3 separate regions of the Homo sapiens genome follow, and all the other regions are linked to region 3. A link is a loop called in an ENCODE intact Hi-C map of the cell type or tissue named here. Cell type or tissue: endothelial cell of umbilical vein. All regions are shown on one strand.

Region 1 (8,000 bases), 140 kb after region 3:
CATTTTGCACCAGGCTCCTTCTTTGCATCAGGTGTTAGGGACAGATTTTTTTTTTTTTTTTTTTGAGATGGAGTCTCACTCTGTTGCCCAGGCTGGAGTGCAATGGCACCATCTCGGCTAACTGCAACCTCTGCCTCCCAAGTTCAAGAGATTCTTCTGCCTCATCCTCCTGAGTAGCTGGGAATACAGGTGAGCGCCACCATGCCTGGCTAACTTTTTATATTTTTAGTAGAGACAGGGTTTCACCATATTGGCCAGGCTGGTCTCGAACTCCTGACCTCGTGATCCCCCCACCTCGGCCTCCCAAAGTGCTGGGATTACAGGTGTGAGCCACCATGCCCAGCCCACTTTTATATTTTTTTATTTTGCTTTTTTTGGAGACAGAGTCTCACTTCGTTGTCCAGGCTGGAGTGTAGTGGCATACTCTTGGCTCACTGCAACCTCTGCCTCCAGGGTTCAAGTGATTCTCCTGTTTCAACTTCCCAAGTAGCTGGGACTACAGGTGTGCACCACCACAACTGCTAATTTTTGCATTTTTTGGTAGAGCCAGGGTTTCACTGTGTTGGACAGGCTGGTCTAGAACTCCTGGCCTCAAGTGATCCACCTGTCATGGCCTCCCAAAGTGCTGGGATTACAGGCATGAGCCACTGCACCCTGCCCTTAAAAAAAAATACACCGTGTATGTGTGTTCCTGGCATTCTTTTGTGCAAACACATGTCTTGTTTGATCTTGGAGTTTTGAAAATAGATGACTCAAACACCATTGTTCCAATGACATTTATCAAATTGCTTTTGTTTTTAGGAATCTGGCACACCGAGTACTCAATATCTCCACACAGTATATGGGTGTTTTCAGTAAATCTGAGAAGGTGACAATTCATACTGTCCAAGATGGCTGAGGTAATTTGTTGAGCTCAGACTATGGCAAGTTTAGCAACCAGGACAGGCTCTCAAGCAAGCTAGCAGAAGTGCCCTAAGAGGCAATGCTCAAATTATCTGTGTATCACACTGCTGCCCCCAAGCCCTTGTGTGGGACAATGCTTTGTTACATGCTTGGTTATTGTCTTATTCTATGACTCAGCTGCTGTAGGGCAGGGATGCTTTGCTTTCTGGGGTACTGTGCTTTCCTTGGCCTCATTTTACCATGTCCCTTGGGCTTCTGTCCTCCTTGTCCCTGAAACTATAGAAGCTTGCAAAAGGATTCCCAATGGCCTCAGCCCTTCGTGAAGAGATATTAGAGTAGTGGTACTATGTAGAAAGGAAGGACATTTTGGGAAAGGAGAGGATATTGAGATAAGGGCCCTACTTTTTCTATCTTTACCCAGTTACTAATGATCCATCTAGGCAATAGTTCATTTTATATTGGCTAAACCTGTACTATATGATTTATCACTAATTGCATAATAGCATGGGATTAATCTACAGAAGAATGACTCTATAAAAAAGAGTATATTTTGCCAGGTGCAGTGGCTCATGCCTGTAATCCCAACACTTGGGGAGGCTGAGCCAGGTGGTTCACTTGAGGTCAGGAGTTTGAGACCAGCCTGGCCAACATGGTGAAACCCCCTCTCTACTAAAAATACAAAAAATTAGCCGGGTATGGTGGCAGGCACCTGTAGTCCCAGCTACTTGGGAGGCTGAGGCAAGATAATTGCTTGAACCTGGGAGGCAGAGGTTGCAGTGAACTGAGATCGCGCCACTGCACTCCAGCCTGGGCGACAGAACGAGGATCTGTCTAAAAAAAAAAAAAAAAGAGTATATTTCATGACTCCAAGTGGCCTCCCATCTTCTGTTTTTCTTGGGCCTTATGTATAGGATATGTTAAATACTTAGGTGACTATTTGGGGTGCTCTATAATAATACCATTACCATGCAGACTAAAATGTAATCATTTTGTGTTTTCAAACTTAGAGTTCTCAGACAATGGGGATTTGTTAGAGAGATAGAGAAAGAGAGAGACTAAACTGACACTTCTAAGGTGGCTTTGCTAGGGGCCTAGAGAAGACAAGTCTCTGATGGGGATTCTATTTTCATGGCCACATCCAAAGTATTGATGTGTTTTCTGCAGCACCTGGATCTGGGCTGACAATGTGATCAAGCCTGACACGATAAAGAGGCATTTAGCAAGTTTCAAGACTACGTGCACAGTTACCTTAATACTGAGAGGCAGATCATCTCCCCAGGGAGCATTTCATCGTACATCATGGGGCAGTTTGCCTATCCTGTATCTCATTGAGAGGAGGCCTTCCAGCTGAATACGTGGACCCAAATGCATGTCCATTCAACAGAGTCTTCAGGGCCAGGGAGCTGTGGAGGTTATTTCCCTCCTGGATTTCTTCCCTCTCTTACCCTATCAGAGAGATGCTGATATTTGAGTTTTCATCTTCAGAGGGTAGCAGGATTCCTGGCCTCCTCCTGTCACTGGCTGATTTGCTTAAATAAGGAATGCATTAGTCCCCATCACTGACTCCAAGTGGAGGCAGCTGGAGCAAATTAGGATCAGCTACATTGGCCATCTGGATGCTGCGAAATCATTGCCATTGCAGGGGTCTTAGATTTTGAGTTCCTTACAGAATGATGTAGATGCCATTTGCAAGGGCTTCTTTCCAGTCCTTTTCTGCAACAGTGGCTTTGGGTGGCATAGGCCTATATAGCCAGCTCTGACAGATGCTCAGCATTCACAGATACACACACAGGGAGCCAAATGGACAGGGATTAGTCTTAAATCAGCTGTTTATGAATGGAGAAGAGGCCCTTCTCCTGGGTTCTGGCCACACCCCTTCTCTTTGCAGCTTTTTGAGAATGAGGTCAGGGCCAGGATCTAACTGCTTATGCCTCAGAAATAGCAGCACAGATCAAAATTAATCTTAAGCTTTTTGTTTTGCTGCCTCCTTTAGATAATAGAGGAAAAAGCGAAGGCCTGCTCATGTTTTTGTTTGCTTGTTTTTGTGTGTACCTTTGAAAGGAACATATGAATGAATATGTGTGATGGGAGGGGTTGAGGTGAGGCAGCTAAGAGGGATTAGTGCTGGGCGGGTGATAATTACTGATAGACTGCAGCATTCAATTGGAGCATGTTTTAGTTGTTTTTTTTTTTAAATGGCAGAATGAAATAAACCTCAGTGGTGTATTGTTTTAGCACCTCCCTTTATATGGAGATTTTATCAGTTGCTATGAAACTGCATATTCCTTTTACAGTGTCCAATTGTTTTTAATGGTCATTTTCTGGGCTGTGCAAGCCACCATTCTGCCCCAGGAGCTCCATGCAGTTTTGCAATGCTTTAAATGAGTATCTCATGCAGATTTCATTTTCTGTCAGCCACTTTGGCACACATAAAAAATACAGGAGTGTGTGTGTGTGTGGGTGGGTGTAAAAGAGAGAGATTCTGTCTCTCATACATACACAGGCACACGTGCCCGCACACACACACACACACACACACACACACACAAAGCTTGATCATGCTTAGTCTTTACATAAATTGGGATTCCTCTCTACCCACCAGCCAAGGCCTGAGAGATGTCAATAGATGGACACTGAGGAGACTGACTTCCAATGCCCTTCAGCCTGCAGTCTCTTCAGGGTATTAGCATACCTGGAAAGGTTGACCTAGCAGCCAGGCATTGTGTGTAATGGTGGTGCTTACTTTTTATTCTCAGGCTTAATTGTTGGCTGAAAGCATCTTCTTTATTTCTGACTATCCTTTATTTGCATTAATAGTCTCCTCTGTGAAAGATTAAAGAAAGTAGAATGTGTACTGAGGACAGAAGTGTCAGTGTCAGCCTAATCTGCTACATATTCATTCTATGGACCTTAGCATGACAGGTATCCACTGAAGGAGATGCCAAAACTGTCTTCCATCCATGGAGATTAATTTTGAGTGAAGAGTGTAAAGTAGGACAAGGATTGTCACATAACTGGCCTAATGGATTGCCTAATTGACTTCCTGAACTGGAACTACTTTCCTAAATATTTCAGAAGTGTTCTAATCATATAGATCATACATGCAGTGAATATATCTTTATGTATGTCCACACATACACACACGGACATTTGTACGAGCAAATTTGTGATCTTCAAATTGGTATCTCTTATGTAGTGACAGAAAGTAGATTAGTGTGGTCTGGGGCTTGGAAATGGGAAAGGGGATTGATTTAACAGGCATGAGGGATCTTACTGGGATGATGAAAATGTTCTGAAACTGGATTACAGTGATGATTGCATAACTTAGTAGATTTACTAAAGTCATTGATGAATTGTACTTTTTAAATGGGTGAATATTGTGGTATGTAAATTATGCCTCAATGAAGCTGTTAAAGTTGATATTCCTCTATTGGAGTTCCTGCAGATCCTAGACTACATATAATATTAAAAATTGTATCACCCTAAATTTTCACCTGCTTTTTTCCCACTGAAGTTTATCAACTACAATTGCAGAGAAGCTGGACTTCGAGATAACAGGGTCAGATAAAAACCCAGTGCCCTGAGACATAAAAGGCTACCCTGACCCCTATTGGCAAGGAGCGAGGTTGCTGCCCATTGCTGTATGAAGAGCCAAACCTGAAGCAGTAATGGGGGGCTGGGGATGAGGGTGAGATTTCCAAGCAGGTCCCCAAGGGCAATGGGCACCGTATTTCAAAGCTGCTTCGGTATGTGTCAAAAAACCCAAACATCCTGAGGTCCAACTCTTAAGTGATGGCATTCTCCTCTTCTTTTACAGGTTGTCTTAGTCTTTGCTCTCAGCATCGGTGCACTTGTAATATACTTCATAGATTCATCAAAGTGAGTATTCAAATATACTTTCTTGCCCTCGTTTCATAAACAATCATGAGCCTTTACATTGATCCATTTATTTACCTTGACACCAACCTTTGCAAGACCTTCTGAGTGCAGAAGATTTTGGAGGAAGCTAGTGCTGTACTGTACTGATTTTCTAAATGGGAAAGAAAGTTCTCAGAAGGAAGGCTATTTTGAGTCTGCTGGCATAGGAGGGTGAGGTATATGAGGTCAAGTCTTCTTGCTGGGTATTACTTATTTTTAAAGAGCTGTTTCCTAATGATGTATTTGCACTGAAGATGTCAAGTAGTTAAGATGACTTGATGGGAATTTGCAACTTCTGGGAGGGTGACAGTTTCCCACAGATGAGGGTCTGAGCCATTCTTGCTATGGTTGTAGGATCCTTTTCTCAATTGGGTTTCCAATGCTTTGATCTTACTGGAGGTCAGATTAGAAAGCATGATGCTATCCTTTCACCTGCCAATCGGGTATTCAGCTGAAGCATTGCACGCTGGTGCTTCTTGACTTGTGAAGGTAAGGAGATGGATGGAGGAGTTCATCATGACCCCCAGAGGTGGAGGCCCTGGCCATTTGAGGACTTCTAGAGTGGACACTCATGCAGACTCCTTGGGTGCCAGCCGAATGGACTGGTGCTCCAGAGTGAGCCTGGGTGACAGATGATAAAGACCTTGCAGAAGGATGAAGAGGGCACAGACTAGAACTGCAATGTTGCAGCCAGTTCTGCCCTGATTCCTGCAGGTGCCAACCCTGAGGAAATAATTTGTTCCAACTATACTATTGCAAATCATGAAGTTGATGGCATCTGGGAAACAAGCTGGAGTCTAACTCATTTTCTGTTGTGGCGTGAACTTGGCAACTCTGGTGACAATGGCCTTGAGCTTGTTGCCTTTATTGTCCACTGTGTGAGTGTTTTGAACTTTAAACTCTATCCCTGGCATGGTTGGCTACTAGACTTTGATACTAGGAAACCTGCTTGGTGTGCCTGTTGGCTCAGACTCTGGTGTGCCTGAATTCTGAGCTTAGTGCTCCTTTCCTGTGGCTTGGGATGGTGGTAATTTCATGCACAGCTAAACTCAGAATTTCTCAGAGCCATCTGGTCACCGGCCAAGGATTTTGTGCATTTGGGTGGAGAGGCCAAAATGTCAGTCAGGGAAAACAAAGCAAATATCTCCTTTAATAACCTGTCTCTGGGAATCAGCCAAGTTTAAGCCTATCAGAGGTCCTTCAGCCCACCCCACATGCGAGGCTGGGCTGCCCTCACCCATCTCAGATGGAGAGTCCTTTAAACGCTGTCAGGAGACAAGATTCCACATGCTCCCTCCATCAGCTCTCCCGAGCCAAGAAAGAGAAGAGCTTGTTTAAGTTTGGAAGACTCCCATTGGCATGTCATTGAAGGTAAGCCCCCTTTTAAATATTTACTGTTAATGATTCTGGATCCTATTTGTATTGAACTGAAGATCCTCTAAAGCCCCTGGTCTTATTTCTCCAATCTCTCTCCAGGGGTGTTCTTACATGTCGTGGGGTGCAGACCCTGCCAACTTCCATGCTGAGACTCAGGAAAGAGGTTTGGGCTTGAAGCTTGTATGTCCCAGAGAAAGAAAACCCTAATGTGGAGGTGAGTGTGTTGATGGGTTAGAAGTCCAGATGCCTCAGCCAGCACCTTCCTTCCCTTTTCGTTTTTTTATTTTTTTTATTTTTTTAACCTTTTGTCCCTCTGTATTTCTCAGAAATAAAATGCTCTTTAGATGGATTTGGATTGTGTCTTTTTTTACAGTCTACTATGAGGCAGTCTTTTGTTCTGTAGATCCTGGTGTTCTCTGTTTCCGTGTGAGAAGATGAAAAGGAATGAAATTCCCCAATGCACCCTCTTCCCCTAATGTCCTACACCATCTCAATGTCCTTTGGCTTTAATTGTGATCCTTCTAGGCCTTGGCGAAGATGGCACTGGGAGTCCTCTCTGATTCTGGTTTCTTTTATGAACTTGCAAATAGTCTATCCCAAGGATGGAACTTCAGTCCTGTCCTCACCTTTTCCTGGCAAAAATGCCCATAAGGTTAGAAACAAGGCTATTCCCATTCTGCCTGAGGACTGTCGTAGCCTCATCCCAGCTTTAGCCTTTCTTCTCTGTTGCTAAACTGTGTGATTTGGCATAGCAAGGCTTTGTTTATAAGAAGACCTTCTGGTTATTTATATAGAAACTTTTCATTTTCATGACTTCATTTTGTTCTGAGAGCATATCCGAAGATTCTGTCCGGTGGCAGGCCCAATCAGTGGATTCAGCACAAGGGAGTTTTCCATCTTCCTTGGGAAAGACGGCAAGCAAGCTCAGTTTTAGTTTGGGAGAGAATTAGTGTAGAATCTCTAAAGCCATCTCTATGGTAAGTCCATAGATTTCCAGGAATAAAACACAGTGAAACCTATTAAAAAATTATAATCGAGCTTAGTGAATGAGAAAAAAAAATGAAGTTCTATCCACATATAAGATGCAAATGGAAAGAAAGTGAGAAAGTAGAATGTACATTCTTAAAATCCATGTCTTTCATTCAAAACTGTTACCAGTTTTACACATTCATGGTTTGGCTGGCCATCTGGGTATTTTGGAAAGACAGCTTTAAACTTCTCGTGGAAGTTATACTAAATCATCACCCTGGAAAAAAAGCACCCAGAATTCTCCAGATGAATTGTAGCTAGTATTTACACCCTTCAAATAAATGAATCAGGGGACAGTCTATAGGCTTTCCCACAAGTGAATCTAAACCAACAGACATGCGTGAAATGGCTTGTCTCAGTGAATTTTAGCCAGAGCTGCCCCTCCCCTCCAGAATGCTGAGGACTATCCTGTAGCACAAGTTTGAGATTCCAGGCTCTCTGCACCCAGCCCTTTGAAAAGTGCAAGGAATGCCGATTAATGTATAAAACAGGCTCCCTAGGTCTGCTGGACCAGCTATGTCTCGAGGCAGGCCAGCTCCAGTTGTGCAAGTGGACAAGCAGGCTAGGTAGTTATTTTACTTCTGTCCATTAGCAATACAGCTCAGAGAAAGGTCATCATTGGTGGTTTATGATCTTTTTAACCTTTTAAAGCTCTTTTTACTATCCAGAGGTGATGGATAAGTCACTTCCAAAGACAGCTGCACACCTTTCATTTTTGGCCATTAGGCAAAGACAGATCCCAGCATAGGGCGTTTTCTTTGGGTCTGATCTTA
Region 2 (8,000 bases), 140 kb before region 3:
ATTGTAGGCTGGAAACAGAAAGAACATTGATCAAACGTTTGTCACTTCTTTGTTTTGGGAACATCTCAAATATTTTCTTTTAGCTATTTTGAAATGTAGAGTAAATTATTATTAACTGTAGTCGTTCTGTTGTGCTACTGAACACTAGATCTTATTCCTTCCATCTACCTGTATTTTTGTGCCTATTGTATAGATAGACCTGGACCTTGAACCCAGAACTTTTGATGCCCAAATCCCTGATCTTCCTGAGTATATTAGGTTCCTTCAGGAAAAATGAGATGCTTTTCAGTGGTAATGTTTATGCTTCGCTATAATAAATACACATAAACGTGGATAGAGAAAGGACCTCGTATCTAGTTTCTTCCTAGGACACCAGTTGGTTATCGTTTGATGCATTTTCTTTAAGCCTGCTTGTACCAATTTTTTAAATTATTTCAACTTCTTTAGCTCTGACTGTACCCTCTGCCAATTTTGTATGCTGCCTTCTGCCTCCCAGTTACTATAACAAACATCTCCTATGTAAACCCTTTTTATGACTACATTCTACTTGGTATGGCTGCACCATAATTTCTCTAGTGTAGGATATTTAGGCTGTTTCTGCTGTTTGGCTATTATAAATAACATAGCAATAATCATCTCTGAGCTAGAAGTTTTCCTAATGATTTTATCTTTAGGTTTCTGGGATGAGCATAGGGCTGGATGTTTGCCAGGCTAGGGAGAAGCTGGGGAGGAGCCTGGTAACGCCCTGAGGGGGAAGCCTGGCCTGGAGTTACCTGGCTGCCTGGCTCAAGTGTGCCCTTGGCAGGGGCTGCTGGCCTAGAGGCCAGCACCAAGCAGCATAGTGGGCCAGCTTTGGCATAGATGGAGCAAGAGAGGGAAGGGTTCTCCCTCTGTAATCAGGAGTAGAACATTCAGGCATGGAGCTAAGACAAATGAGTACCTTTTAGAGCTTTGGCTCTATAGAGACAGTACAGGTGGCCATGAGGTGGTAAGGAACAGTCACACATTTATAGCCTCCCCACAGTTCATCCTTCTGATATTTCTGCCCTGAGTTACCAATGAGCAACAGGCAGTTCTCTCCCACAAAGCCTAAGCAGGGGGAGTTCATCCTCCTTTGTTAGGATTTGATTTTATCAGAGGGATATTTGGAGGTCAGTGGCTGGAAGAATAATGCTGTCAGAGTTTGGTGACTCTTGCCGGGCAGTGATGGAGGTGGGGGAGGGGCAGAGCCTGGCACACAAATCTGGGGAAGAGTGGTGGGATGCGGGAAGAAAGACTGGTCCCTGTACTCAAGGAGATTAGGATCCTTAGGGCTTTTACTTCCAACATTTACTGTTCCTCCTCCCGGGATGCCTGCCTTCCTCTTGTTTGGCTTGTGTTTGCAAATGAAGCAGACAAGTTCTAGAGAAGTTAAATGATTTGTCCTAAGTCATGTAATCATTGACTAGGGAAGGGAAACTAGACCCGGAGCTCCAGCTTCACGGGTGCCCTTTCTCCTGTGTCATGCAGCCGCTTCTGTGTGTTGGCTAGTCTGCCCAGTAGACTCTGCTCCTTGGGGCTCTGGTTGTGTCTGACCTTGTTGAATCCCCTGCATGTGTAGTATGACCTTGTTGGGGTGTCTCAACACTGGGCATGTTAGCAACACTGAGGGATGAAAGCACTGTCATGCCCTGGATGGTCAGCCCTGGTTTGTTGAATGCACGAGTGTTCATATGTCAGAAATACATATGCATTCACTCTACAAATATTTTCAAACATTTATTATGTTCCCAGCATAATAGTAGAGCTTCTACTATTGCAGGGGAGAAAGTCTTCAATAAAAGTTATAGAATAATTAATTACAGATGGTAGAGGAGCTAAGGAAGAGAGTGATTTCAGGTTGCCAAGAGAACATACTCAGAGAGGCATGATAGCTTTTGGGGACCCTGTCAGTATCATCAGGATAGCCCGGACTCAGAAGTTAGTCTCTCATAGAGCCAATAGGAAGGTTTTGGCAAATCTGGATTTTTTCACTTGCATTCTGGTTTTGGTTCTGCTATTGACTATCAGGGTTACTTTGAAAAAACCATTTGCTTCTTTATGTCTTGCTTGCTTTATCTGTAAAATGAAGAGGTTGTAAAATTCTTCTGTAAATCATTTAATTACCACCCTCTTCCCCCATGGAAACAAACCTAGAAAATCCTAACTTTGCTTTAAAAATATTCAGTACATGGAATATTTTAGTGTTCATGTTTTCTCTTTTGAGTGGGGTTTGGCCATTGGCTGGTTCTTGGATAAAATTTGGAGGGAGGTATTCTCCAGGCTTAAATGAGTGAAAAAGTCTGGGAAAAAATAAACCAACCCTACCTCCTTCCCACCCAAGGAGTGTCCTTTGCATCTGGCATCGCTGTGTTTTCATTCGCTGGTCAGTCCCTCATCTGCTGCCAACCTCTTCCCTTCCTGGCTTGGTCAGAAGGTCCAGAGAGCCCACTGTACTGGCGGGGAGAATCTGTCCCTTTTGCGCACATCATTGGGAACTCAAAGTCATCTCGTGTTGGAGTCAAATGACGTGTTAGCACACGCCTGCTTGGGGGATCCTCCTGCAGTTGGCATATTGCGTGACACACGGGGGGATTCTCATCGTGCTGGAATGCATGGCCAGCCCCTTCTTTCTCCAAGCACAGTTCAGTGCATTTTCCCCCCAGTTGCTGCTTCTCGTAGGAGATTATTTCTGATTCGTATTGAGTTGTTACTGGAAAACACTTCAGAGAGATAATGAGCTGGGTAGTTTTCCTCTTCATTTTTCTTTGTTGTTGTTGAATTCATATGGGTAACTGGGCTCTCCACTTACACTTTATTGATTCCTGAATTTAGGGCATAGCTCTGTAATTGGCAATTTCCTCAGTGCCACGTGGGCAGAGAGAAGTACTGTGCCTGGGGCTGCTGACTCTGCAGGAAGCTGTAGGGGCACTTCCTTTTAGCCCTGGACTGACACAGCTGAGTGCCCGTGGGCAAGTCCCTTGTTGCCTCTTTCTTGGCTCTGGTTTTTCCTTGCTGTCTTGTGAGGGGTCAGACCAGATGACTTTGAGCACCAGCCCTTCCAGTTCTTGAATTTTCCAGGCTAGGTTGGAAGCCCTTTTCTTTGGTGGGTTTATGCATGAAGGGCCGGGTGTTTCTGTGTTCACGGATGACACTGCTGATCCCATGTGCTCTTGTCATTGTTTTCCTTGGAGGGCTGAGGGATGTGTGCTGAGTCACGCACATGCACAGCCGGAGTCCCTTGTGACTAAGCTGTGCATTTGCAGGAGCGCTGGCAGGGTCGGTGGTACAGCCTCTGAACTGGGACAGCTTGAACCCAGCGTTGCCTGGAGTGGGAATAAACCTTGACCTTGCTGGCGTGGGTGAGGGGCACCTGCCCAGGGAGCTAACTGGTCTGGACTCATACAGTGCTCTCCTTCTGTCCATTTCAGTATGCTGGCTGTCAGCTTTGTTTATGCATAGATGAATTACTCTCATTTCAGATTATCGTGGAAAATCTTGCTGTCAAGTTCTTAGGACAGGATTAAGTAGAATAGGTGATAAAGGTCATTGGCATTATTTACAATCTCTTGACTTTCATTCACCCCCATCTGCTGTAGACAAGCTGGATGCTTACAAGAGCGGCAAAGACTTGGGACTTAGAATCAGGCACACCCAAGTTTGAAGCCCCGCGTGGTGCTTTCTGGCTGCGTCACCTTGAACGCTTGCTTCCCCAAGTCTCGGTTTTTCTAAAATGGTAGGAAACAGCTTTGTTTGGCCTAAGAGGTTTGCTGGTGGAGACTAAGTGAGCTACTGCTGTGTTTTGCCACACCTCAATGCTGGTGGGATGCAAGATGCTTTGAGGAGGGACACAGACGAATTTCTTATTATAGTTGTGTATTTGAATACACTTGTGGAAAAATAGAACTAGTACATCAGAGCTCGTGATTTCACAGATATTATTGCCCAGGACAATGCTAATTTGAAAAAATCGAGACAATTTCAAGTTGATTTCAAGGATAATATGCACTGAATATTAGTGCAGGCAGGCAGGCGGGGCAGAAATCAGGAAGATGGGAGAGAATGACAGAATTTGGAGTACTACTGAGACCTACACTACAGGTCTCCTATAGAACATGTGGTGGGAGCAGAATAAATGCATCTTTCTCTTTGTGTCTGTCCTGGTACAAGGAATGTTTGGGGCATTGGTATAAGAAGCTCCCAGAGAAAAGGTGATGGTGACTTAGCTTTGTGCACTGCATCACCCTCACAGGCAACGCTGTCTGCTCTAGGCGTGACTTGCACTAAGTGAATGTGGACAAGATGGCCACTTTTTCTAGATCCTTCTGGGGAAGCTGTTAGTTGTAATAGTGTTAGAACCTAAGAGCTAGAAGAGACTTTGGAGATGATTTACTGCATTTTATGTTAGACTTAGACAATTTTTTTACAAAAGGGAAAAATTAAAAAGCCCCAGAGAGACCTGGACTTACTCAAAGCCACACAAGTAGTTGAGCACAGTGGCTGAGATGAATCATTTTGTGTCTTTCCCCAAGGATCTCTCTTTCCTTGTCCCTCTGTCTATCCTGGTCAATAGCATCATTGTTTGAAGTGAGTTTTTGGAACAGGACCCAGCTGCATTCGGTGGGTTAGTCCAGCACCACAAGGATCTGTCCTTTAGCATTGCCTGTGTCTCTGGCCTTCTCGTGTTAGTTAGAAGATTGAGGAGGCAACCATGTAGACACTGCTGGAGGAAGAGGAAACGAATTTAAAAGTCACAAGTTTTGGCCTCAGATGCCTGTGGTGTTGAACATTATTAGCTTTGTTGTCGGGGCATGCGCCTGACCTCCCGGAGTCTCAATTTCCTCCTCTATAAGGTGGCTTTTACCTCTGCAGGTTTGAATGAGGTAAGAGGTGGGGAGAGCCTAGTACTTGGCTCCCTTGAAGAAAGTAGCGGAGACTGAATCCAAGGCCAGGCTGTCCACTCCAAACTGGGATTAGGATGTCATGGTTCTTCAGCCCCTGACTTTCCTGACAAAGGCCCACGTGGGGGCTCTTGGTTGGCCTGGTCACTCTCTGCTTGGGGTGTCCTCATTCTTTTCCCTGGAGAGGTTCTGGGATCAGGGGTGAGAATGGGGTTAAGTTATCTAGGAATTGAGAGTCCCTTCTTCATAACTAATTTTTCTTTCCTATCTCATGACTTCTAGATAATAGTCTGTAGTTTTAACTCATTTGTTATTTATATAATTTCTCTGTGCTCGGCTCTAAGGGTATAAGAGTAAATTAGATCTGGCCCTTGCATGGAAGAAGCTTACAGCTGAGGTGGGGAGCTCTGTCTAGCATGCACAGAACATGGTGCTTTGACAAAGGGTAGGTGCCGGGGAGTGAGGTGGGAGCCCTGAGGAGGAGATCTTAACAAGGGAAAGCCTTCTACAGCAGGCAGGGGCTGAGCTGGGTTTGAAGGGCTGAGAGGAGCTAGGCTGGCTGAGGTGGGAGGGTGCTGGGGTGGCAGGGGCTGCACTCCTGGCAGAGGGAATAGCACAGGAAAGGCCCAGAGGTGAGCTGGGAAACCACAGGCAGAGTGGTGCAGGGGGAAAAAGAGGGGAGGGCAGGAACACAGTGGGGGAACTTAGTGCATAACAACAATGCCCTCAACCCTTTTGCCTGGCTCTTCACCACGTGAGAGGACTCAGGGGAGAAGAGTCTGAGTGCTGTGCCCTTTCTGAATTCTTTTTTTTTATTATTATGGTAAAATATACACACTATAAAATTGACCATTGTGAGATTTTAAGTATACAACCAGAATTCTGTTCAACCATCTGTGCTACTTACTTCCAGAACCGTCCAGCACTGCAGATGGAAACCCTGGACCAATGGGGAGTCACTGCCGTTCTCTCCTCCATCCAGCCTGAGAACCTGTGATCTGCTTGCTGCTTCTTGAGGCCTATTTGGATATTTCCTATGAGTAGAATGATAGGATATGTGGCCTTTTGTGTCCGGCTTCTTCCACTTAGCATAATGTTCTTGAGGTTCACCTGTGTTGTGGCATGCAGCAGTACTCCGTTCCTTTAGTTCTGTGCATGGCCACACCACATTTTTCTTATTCATACATCAGTTGATGGACATCTGTGTTGTTTCCGCCTTTGGCTATTGTGAATAGTGCTGCTATGAACACTTGTGTACGAGCTTTTGTTGGTATCTTTTCTTTTCTTTTTTTTTTTTTTTGAGATGGGCTCTCACTCTGTCACCCAGGCTGGAGTGCAGTGACACAATCTCAGCTCACTGCAACCTCTGCCTCCTGGTTCAAGCGATTCTCCTGCCTCAGCCTCCCGAGTTGCTGGGATTACAGGTATCCGCCATCACACCCGGCTAATTTTTTGTATTTTTAGTAGAGACAGGGTTTCACCATGTTGGCCAGGCTGGTCTCAAACTCCTGACCTCAGGTGATCTGCCTGCCTCGGCCTCCCAAAGTACTGGGATTACAGGCATGAACCACTGTGCCAGGCCTGTGTTTGATTTGGGGTATATGCCTAGGAATGGGATTGCTAGATCCTATGGTAATGCTGTGTTTAACTTATTGAGGAAATTGCTGGATTCTTGAGGATGTGTTTCAGGTCCACCCTCTGTTGTTGCCTTGACCTTGTTACTTGCTCTGTTGGGTGCAAGCTCTGAGGCATGGGCTAGACACCTTGTGCCAGGTCCTGTTTTCCATCCTCACAAGCAACCCCAGGTGGTGGGCACTCTTCTTGGTCCTGGTTTTCAGATGAGGAGATGCAGGCACAGAGTGGTTAAGCATCATACCCAAGGTCACACAGCTTGTGAGTAGAGGGTCTGGGAATTGAACCCAGACAGGCTGTCCAGAGTGCAGTCTCTCCCCAACACACCCCATGGTGCCTCAGAGACAGGAGTCCCATAGACAACATCCTGGATGGAGCCTGTAGCCTCCTGATGGTGGTTGGAGGCTGTGCGCACAGCATGGAGCCCGAGCCAGCCCCTGGGGATGAGGGCTGCACCAGGGCCCACTCAGCCACCCTCCACCCTGTGTTCTTTCCTTGCCTTGCCTCCCCTCTGCACTCCTTCCTTGTGCCTCCTCCTCACTCCCCACCAGCCTCACCTCTCTCTCGCTCTCTCTCTTTCTTTCTCTTTTAATAAATGGAAATGGTTTATGGGCTCTTCTAGAAATTGCACCTGCCTTCTGGTTATAACTGGGGAGAGAGAGAGGAAGAGACACAGAGAAGAGACAGAGAGGCCTCCTTCAGCAGATCTGGGTATGCCCATGGGACCTCCTGGCCTGGACATCCTGGTGGTGCTTTCAGGCCTGCCACAGAAGTGACCCTGAGTTGGCTCTGGCTCTAATGTCTGAGAGTGCCTTCTTCCCCTCTCCCCCTGTGACTGCCTGCAGGACAGCGCAATTCCTCTGCCATTGTGTAAGCAGCCCCCACAGATGATACTCCATGCTAGGGAATTAACTACTTGTTGAAAAGCACTTGTGTGTTCCCCTGGCTGAGGCTGAAAGTGGGGGATCCCTGGGGAAGGGGGTGGCCTGGCTATGGATGGGGAGAAGGCCCTCTGGGGAAATGAAGAGGGGAGCCCCAAGCCAGTTCGTCCTGTGGGAGCTGGCCCAGATTATGGTTCATAATGTAAATTTGGGAGTATGCCAGGGCCATATTAATACTGCATGAGGCAGTAAGGGGACCTTGGGCTTGAAACCCGAGCTGTGGCCTAGAATGGAACTGAACAGTGGGCCTTGTCTTAAAGGGACATGACGAGCTCCCAGAAGTATGTGTCGGCATTATTTCCCTCTAATGCTGTTTACTATATTTGTACACAATGCCCCCAAAGGATTTGAAAAGGAAATGGCAATGTAATAAGAGAGGTATTTTTTGTTGCACATGCGAGCATGCTCATTGACTTAATTATTGTTTCTTTTGTTACCTTGGTGAATTAGAGAGGGGGAGATATGGAGAGGGAGGATGGGAAGTTGGAGAGGGGGAAGAGAGAGAGAG
Region 3 (8,000 bases):
AGCAGTCTCCCCCGACAGGTAGTGAGCTGCCTGTTACTAGAAATATTCAAAGAGCAGCAGGATCGCATTTCATAGTGCTGTTGCTGACAGTTGGTTAGACTTTATCCTCATGGCTTTAATTAGGTTCCATAGAACACTAGACCCACGAATTGTTCCCGGATAAAAATGGTTCCCTGGGAACTTGGATAGACTTCATTTCTCATCCCCCTCCTCGAGATTGCCAATGCATATCAGCATATAAATACTTACAGAAGTCCTGCAGTCAGAAAGCGGAAAGGCTCTGTTTTGCCCAGCATTTTCCATTTTCATTTCCCTGTGGAATCCTTTCCCCATGTAATACCTGTGGGCATCACATAGCACTCACTTTGGGAAACATTTAATTAGCCCAGGGATCAGTTAGTTATAGCCTGTGGGACAGTCTGGCTCATTGCCTCTTTTGTGTGGTTCATAAGCTAAGGATGGTTTTTACATTTTTTTATTTTTTTTTCAGAGACAAGGTTTCACTCTATTGCTCAGGCTGGAGTGCATTGGTGCAATCATAGCTCCCTGCAACCTCAAACTCCTGGGTTCAAGCGATCCTTCTGCCTCAGCCTCCCTGATAGCTGGGATTACAGGTGCAGGCCACCATGACATGCTATGTTTTCTTAAATTTTTTGTACTGATGGGGTTCTACTGTGTTGCCCAGGTTGGTCTTGAACCCCTGGGCCCAGGCAATCCTCTCACCTTGACCTCCCAAAGTGCTGGGATTACAGATGTGAGCCACCATACCTGGCCTAAATGGTTATTTTTTAAAAATCAAAATAAGTGTATTTTGTGACATGTGAAAGCTATATGAAATTCAAATTTCAGCGTCCATAAACAAAGTTGCATTGGAATACAGCCATGCTCACTCATTTACGTATCGTCTGTGGCTGCTTCTGTAAGAAGCTACAAAGGCAGAGTTGAGTAGTATCCGGAGTCCAAAACACCCACCAGCCTAAAATAATTACCATCTGTCCCTGTAAAGAAACAATTGCCACTCCCTGTATGCCTGTCAATATTCCTCTTCAAGTGGCCTACAGGACTTGCTCCATAAGTTACCTATGGCATAGGTAATAGATAAGATATAACATCTGTCCCCTTCTCATGGGGACGTGTCTACATTCACTTCCCCAAGCTCAACTAAGTACTGCATTAGAGATGGAGAGGCCAGAGCCAGGTGGGTCCCCAAGTTCCATAGCAGATTCCCAGCTGGGGTGAACATATGGATTTCCACTTCGCAAGGTCAGGAGAATATGTCTGAGAATTTTGTAGCAGCATCATTCCTTGAGTTTCTCCATCCACCTGCCCACTGCTTCGGCAGCCCCCACACCCCAGGCCCTGCTGGCAGCTCAGAGTCTAAGCCTTACCCCCAAGAGGACCCCTGATCAGGGCCTGCAGGCCAGGCACCTCAGCTCGCAGCAGCTTCTGGTCTGCAGGCCTCGAGCCATGTGCTGGGCTCTCCGGCACGCCCTGTAAAGAGCAGCTGTTAATTTTACTAGCTGGTGTGTTGGCTCCTCTGCCCTCCCCAGGGCTGCTGTGAAAATGAAGGAGAGTTTCAGAAATCAACCCTCAGTTGGCTCCAGAGTGAGGAAGAGCCTCCTGGTCCAGGGACAGCCCACTTGATCCTGGCCACTCATCTCTGGCTCCCAGGCCCTCAGGGCTCTGATGGCAAGTGCTGGCATGGCTGTTTTCCCTCTCCTCTGAAGTTTCCAGGTGCATGTGGGTGCCTGCTTTGGCCTTCCATCCCATTGTCTGTCTGCCCATCCATCTATGTCCATTCATCCACCTGTGTGATCCACCGACATTGATTGGTGTTCCCTAGTATACAGAACTGAGCGTAGCACAGGTCAGTGGGGGCCTGGTAAGCAAGCAGAGCACTTGCAGCCTCTGTGCAGTCAGCAGCCAGTCCGGCCTGCTTCTGCCGGTCCTGTCTTGTCTCTGTCCGCTTTGCTTCAGTCTCTGTTGGGGCCTGGGAGTGAGAAACCCTGCCCCTTTGTCAGTGCATCATGATCTGAACTAGAGCTCCTACTCTTTTTTGATCTCCATCTTGCTCCTTGTGTCTCGTTCTCACTTGATTGGAACAAACAAGGAGGATGGGTGGAGCCCATAGCAGCCTCAAAACTCACTTCAGCTCTTGCATTGCCTCTCTCCCTGGGACACCCATCTTGGGAAGGAGCTGCTGTGTGTGGTGCGGCTGGGCAGTTGGAAGCCCAGCCTCTGCAGACTCCTGACTCCCAGCTCCATCTGTCTCAGGGGCTTGGCTTTTACCCTGGGCGAGTGGCTTCATTGTCTCATACCTCAGTTTCCTCATCTACAAAATGGGGACAATAATAGTCCCTGCCTCTTAATGAGTTAATGCATGTAAAATATTTAGAACAGTGCCTCTGACATGGTTAGTGCTTGATAAGCATGGTTATTATTATTTTTGTTATTGTGTGTGTGAGCCCGGTCACCATGTCATGGAGGAAATGGGCTGGTATGGAGACAGACGGGTCAGGGGGTGAAGAACAAATCCTTTTCTGGGGCAGGGGTAGAAGAACAGCCCTTGAGCCTCCCCAAACCCAGACATCTTCCAAGAGTGCTGAGCAGCTCTGGGCAGGGCCATCTGAAAGGCTCTGAATGCCCCAGGCAAGCCCTGGTTTGGATCCATCCAGATGATGATGTTTGCTCTGTGCACACACTTAATTCAGGCTTGTCCAGGCTGCGTCCTCTTTGCAGCTGGCTCATGCCAGCCTGACTCACCATTGTCAAATTGGCCAGGAAATTCTCACTTCATATAGCCTCCCTGAGCTGGCTGGGGACTGGAGAACGGGCTGGGCTCTCCCTGGAGCTGTACGTTGTGGGCGCATGTGTCACAGGAAATGCCTTGGCAGGACAACAGATGAGTCTTAAGGAAAAAGGGTCAAGTGCACTTACTGTGGTCTCCGTATCCACTTCTCCCTGGAGGTGGGGCGAGGCTGACAGGGCAGGGACAGGCTGGTTTCGGAGGGCACATCTGCACCAGTATTTGGGGAGGTGGGTTTGATGTACATTTTGACAGGTAGTGACCACACATTCATTGAAAGGAGATGGGAAAGCGTGTGAGGTCACCAGAAGATAAAGACCCAGATTCTACTGCACATGCGAGGCAGCTCCTCTGAGCTATTCCTCCATCCCTTCATCCATTCCTTCAAACATTCTGGAGCACCTGCTCGGGGTCAGATACTGTTCAATGTGCTGGACATATGTTGGTTCATTCAGCAAAAGCTGCAAAGTGCAGTCATCCAAAGTGTTGAAGGTGGAAATGTTATGCTTGCATTTTCTAGAATGATTTGGGGTGGCAAGGTTTCTGAAGTAGGGTTTAGTGATAAGTCAGAACCTGTGACCCATCTCTCAGTCCCTTGGACAGGCCTGGGAGCTCAGACATTCTAGTCCTGATTGCACATCCTGTGCAGTTCTGCAGCTGAATCCCAGGGGCCTGGGCAAATATGTGAGTAGTTGGTTTCCCTCCCTGCCTCCCTCCCTTCCCTCCCTTGCCTCCCTTACCTTCCTTCCCTTCCCTCCCTTCCTTTCCCTCCCTTCCCTTCCCTCTCTCCCTTCCTTCTTTCCCTCTCTCCCTTCCTTCCTTCCTCCCCACTGCCCCCTCCCACCTCCCCCACTCCTCCCTCCTCCCTCCCTCCCTTCCTCCCTCCCTCCCTTCCTTCCTCGCCTCATTCCATTCCTCCGTCCTTCCCTCCCTCCTTCCCAACCCATGAAAGCTGGCGCCCCCTGGAGGCATTTCAGGAAATGAAATGTCTGTATTTGCGGCTACTGAGTTGGGCTGGGAGACTTTTCTTACCCAGGTTTTCCCCCAAGGCCTTCAGAGGGTGCTGATGGCTTAGCACTCCGTTTTTGTCAGAAAAATATCCTTAGAGCCTCCATTTCAGCTGCGAGAAAGTTTGTTTAGCAGGGAGACTCAAAAATAGAGATGATGATGACAAAGTCATCAGCCTTTGTCGTTGCAGGGGAGTGCATGCTTGGAAAGTCACACTCGGGACCACACGCAAGCTGATGCTTCCAAGTTTAGTTTACGAGGCTATGTTTAGGAGGAGGCAGACTGACTCGTGCCTACGGGCCCCAAACAGCCCAATTTGGTGCACTAAAAGCCTCATTTTTAGACTCTGGGTCCAGAGTGAGGCTTTTTCCAGAAAAAAACAAACAAACAAACAAACAAACAAACAAACAAAAAACCTACTTCAGGGAAATGACAACAACAGAAAGCCACCATTTGCCCTAAAATTTTTATTGTAAAAACTATTCTCTCCTGTTTGAGTAGTGAGGGATCTAGGACATAACAGTGGCTTCTCTGGCTTTCTTAAGGAATCAGGGCACTTGGAAACTCAATTAAATGTACCCAAGCCTCTTAAGCACCAAGGCTATCTTTTTGCTCATCCAGTTAATTTCAGTTTGTAAAATTGGCCTTGTGCTGACATGATGGAGACGGGGTGAGGGTGGGAAGCCAGGGTCCTCTGTGAGCGGAAGCTTGCTTCTCTGTTCACAAGCCTCCAAGGGCACACATCCTTCCCTGGGGCATCAAGGGGGACCATTAAACCTGTTTGCACCACGTCCCTGGGAGAGCAAACTTCTGGGCCTTCCTTGTTTACTGGAGGTTGGTTAATTCGGAAGGTAGATGGACTGGGCATATTGGTTCCCCACTGGCAGGAGCAGCCCAGGATTCAGCAGGTTAACGCAAAGGATCGAGAAACTATCACCTTCCTAGAACTGTTCCCAGACTTTTAGCAAACAGGCTGAATTTTGACCTTTTTCCCATTTTTCTTTTTAATCCTCCCTCCCCACATGTTTTGTGGCTTTTGGTGAAATGGCTGTCCTAAGGGAAACAGGACAGTTCATTGAAAAGGAGAGAGAAAGTAAAGACCCCTTTCCCACACCACCTTCCCTCAGATGCAGCCTTTGCTTACACTAAAAATAGCTTGAAACAGAGGCTGAATCACAAAAAAAAAAGTGGCATTTCAGGGGACAGAGGCTGCCAGCTCCCTGGCTGCTGCTGAAGTCTGTTGGGTTTGTTGGTCTCTGAGCCCCGACTTGCCCAGGAAGGCGTGGGGTTTGGAAGTGTACTGGGATAGGTCCAGAACATTCTTTTTGTTTCTAGAGCAAGGGCCTGGTTGTGTCTGCCTTGGTTGGAGAGTCTGTCCAGAGCTAATTATATCAGCAGGCACTGATAGAGCCTCTGCCTGGTGTTATGCCTCAGGGGTGGAAAATCACTTCCTGCAAAGGAAAGGAGTTGTTTTCAGGAGCTCCTTAATCCCTGAGGCACCTGCATGGGCTCCCAGGGAAGCTGCCAGGAGGTTATTGTTTCCTCTGAACCATGAGGTGGGCAACTTGGTTTCTTGGCCACCTGAGATCTCTCCAGGAAAAAGCTCAGATCATCAGAAAGAGAGAAAACAGTTTACTCACCTTGGTCTATGCTGTGTGTCTCTCTGGCCCTTGGGGATTCATGACAGTGTTTGAGATCAATTCTGGATATGGGAGAAGAGAGGCAAGTCACTTACTTTTATCTGAGGAGCTGCAATCAGCAGAAACCTGGATACTAACCCTGGCTTTGCTATCACTTTTCTGGTTGACCTTGGACAAGTCAATTCCCTCTCCAAGGCCTCAGCATCTCCATAAATAGAGGGGGCCGCAGTAGTTTTTCAGTAGTTCGTTCCCTTGCAGCCCAAAATATCTTTATGTTTTCTTATCCCCTTCACTGTCCTTCATCAGCAAAGGCCACAAGTGTTAGGCTCACATCTACTGTGCCCTTGGCCCTGTGCTAGGCACCAGGAGAACTGCAAAAGGAGAGAGAATGCACTTTTCTTAGCTGCCAGAGTGATTGGCGTGAAGCAGAGTTCATCAAGGGGTGTCTCTGCATGGCTCTCCCATGGTTTTGCCTCCATTTGAAGTAAAATCTGAAACTGTGTCCCTGGCTTACAAGGCCCCGTGAGTTACGGTGCCTGCTTTTGACTCACCTCCAATGATTCTTTTCCTTCTTTGCTCCTTTCTAGAGAAGAAGCAAAGCCTATAGGTAGAAGCATGTAGATGGGCCTGAGGCACTGGGCAGGGGGAAGGATGCCGTGGGAGGAGGGGGCCATATTCCAAAGGGCCAGCTCAATGAGAAGGAGTTGGCTTCTTTTGAATCATTTCAGCCATGGAGCTCTCTTTTGGAACCTTCCTCAGTTGGAAGCCTCTAAGGGGATGTTGTTCCTAGTTGGTATCAAACGTGGTGACCCCACTAGCCCCAAATTTGACTGGAAGAGCCTCCTTTCCAATTGAGTATCCTCTGCTTGAGGAGCTCTTGGGTGAGATAACAGCCCCTATCCTTTGCTCTTTGTATTGCTTTTGACTGAACTGCTGCAAATCATGGGGCCCCTGAAAGTCCATCCCTCCTCCAGAGGTAGAAGCGCCTCCATCTCTGTGTACCTGAAAACAATAAAAGGCATGTTTATTTAAAATAATGACTGCCGGAGGCCCCCAGGAGGGGCTGAGGATCGAGGAAACATTACTGTGGCCAAAGTCATTTTTTATTTCTGGAGCAAGGTAGCAGACTCAGGGGGGTGGCAGGAGCTGCCAAGCTAGCCCCCAAATTTATAGCAAGGGTGTTAAACACTGTGGGTGATCAGTGGAGTTGACATTGCAGAAATTCCCCAAATGAAAATTCCTTGTAGGTTAACTTTTAGATGAACTTTAAAAAACAGGGGCAACAGACCCTCAATGGGCTATTTCAAGTGTTTCCAATTTCATTAACATGATTTAAGCAAAGACTCCCCCTTGCCTCCCTGGATGCTAAATTAGAAAACATCACTATTCCTCTGCCCTTGTGCCTAGTTTGCAAACCAGTGGGTTTATCTGGTTGTTTTCCCCAGAGTTGGAGCACTGCAGCTGTTTCCATAGCACTGCGGCCCACAGGGAGTTGTGTGTTGGGGGCTCAGTTGTTGTCTTACAGAAAAAAACCTTGTAAAGGCAATTCAGCAAGCCACCCTTCTAGCACCAAGAGATACAATTCCTCTTCCCGGGGCTGAGATGGAGAGATACAGATAGAGAGAAAAGAAATAAATAAATAACCAGTTTCTCTTTCATTTAACTCTCAGAAACAGCCTCTGGTGCTAATTATTTCTGCTGTAGATTTTGTCAGACTTTGAATCCCAATCCTTTTGCCATAGGTGGTATATTTTAGAGATGCAAAATGATATAAAAAACAATCCACTTTCCTGAAAGATAATTTTGTGTACATTAAACAGACACATTAAGCCATTTACAAGAGAGTTGTTTGTTCTCAGGGATTTGGAGGAAATCTGAATTTCTAATTCTGGGCTCTTTAATAATTTTCAAAAGAACTGAGGCTAATGATTAAACGTCTTTGAACTTCCCCAGGCTGTCTTCTATCCCATGATCTCAAAGCATTTGAAAAGGAATAGAATTCTTTACCTTGATGAAATCAGCAGGAGAGTAGAGGAGACACCAGCCCCACCAGGAGCTTTGTGGCAGAATGGGGGAACGTAAAGTAAAGAGGCTCAAGAAAAGTGCACAAGGTCACTTTCAGAGCTTCAGATGTGGAGTTGAATGAAGAGCCTTCATACCAGTTCTTATTTCACAGCCTTGGCTGCTAAGACTTGGAAAGAAGGCCAAAGAGAAAAGAAAACCAAGGTAGGACTTAGTTAAGGATGTCTATAATGAGATTACACATGACATGCAATCTTATCTGGCTCTAGTGTTTAAGGATTAGAAGAGATCAAGTCTAGCAATGGTGAACTTTCATCATCTTTCATCAGCTTTCATCTTCTGGGTTCATTCTGATTGATCAGTAGCAGCTACAGAGAATATTTGGCCAAAGATTTAAGGTTCAGCAGCAAACAGTCATAATGGCTCTGCTCTAAAGAATTCCGAGGGCTGGGTGCAGTGGCTCACGTCTGTAATCCCAGCACTTTGGGAGGCCAAGGCAGGTGGATCACTTGAGGTCAGGAGTT

Evidence for each region. Hi-C counts contacts between places; a loop is a spot of excess contacts. Peaks named below come from ENCODE experiments on the same cell type or tissue, not always from the same donor. Only the 100,000 strongest peaks of a DNase experiment are listed, where the experiment ranks them.
Region 1: a loop joins it to region 3, with 2.0 times the contacts of the local background. A loop is called at or near these places in 11 of 110 quality-filtered maps.
Region 2: a loop joins it to region 3, with 2.6 times the contacts of the local background. A loop is called at or near these places in 2 of 110 quality-filtered maps.

What each region holds. Positions count from the first base shown.
Region 1 is chr10:77,247,977-77,255,976 of GRCh38, reverse strand. KCNMA1 (potassium calcium-activated channel subfamily M alpha 1) reads left to right here. Exons shown (of 28, transcript NM_001161352.2): 3 at 4,721-4,782. Among named protein-coding and RNA genes, the nearest start is that of KCNMA1-AS3, 99 kb to the left of the region's middle. In endothelial cell of umbilical vein, a CTCF peak has its summit at 4,520 (motif pointing left); a DNase peak (open chromatin) is centred at 4,496; H3K27me3 peaks cover 196 bases.
Region 2 is chr10:77,526,828-77,534,827 of GRCh38, reverse strand. All of the region lies in intron 1 of KCNMA1 (potassium calcium-activated channel subfamily M alpha 1), which reads left to right. It overlaps LOC124902464 (a long non-coding RNA gene), which reads left to right. Exons shown (of 2, transcript XR_007062205.1): 2 at 1-8,000. Among named protein-coding and RNA genes, the nearest start is that of KCNMA1, 110 kb to the left of the region's middle. RefSeq lists enhancers at 2,796-3,295, 2,309-3,508, 3,296-3,797. In endothelial cell of umbilical vein, no CTCF peak of the experiment used is centred here; a DNase peak (open chromatin) is centred at 3,217.
Region 3 is chr10:77,387,839-77,395,838 of GRCh38, reverse strand. All of the region lies in intron 2 of KCNMA1 (potassium calcium-activated channel subfamily M alpha 1), which reads left to right. Among named protein-coding and RNA genes, the nearest start is that of KCNMA1-AS3, 41 kb to the right of the region's middle. In endothelial cell of umbilical vein, a CTCF peak has its summit at 3,788 (motif pointing left); DNase peaks (open chromatin) are centred at 2,838 and 3,768; H3K27ac peaks cover 3,974 bases.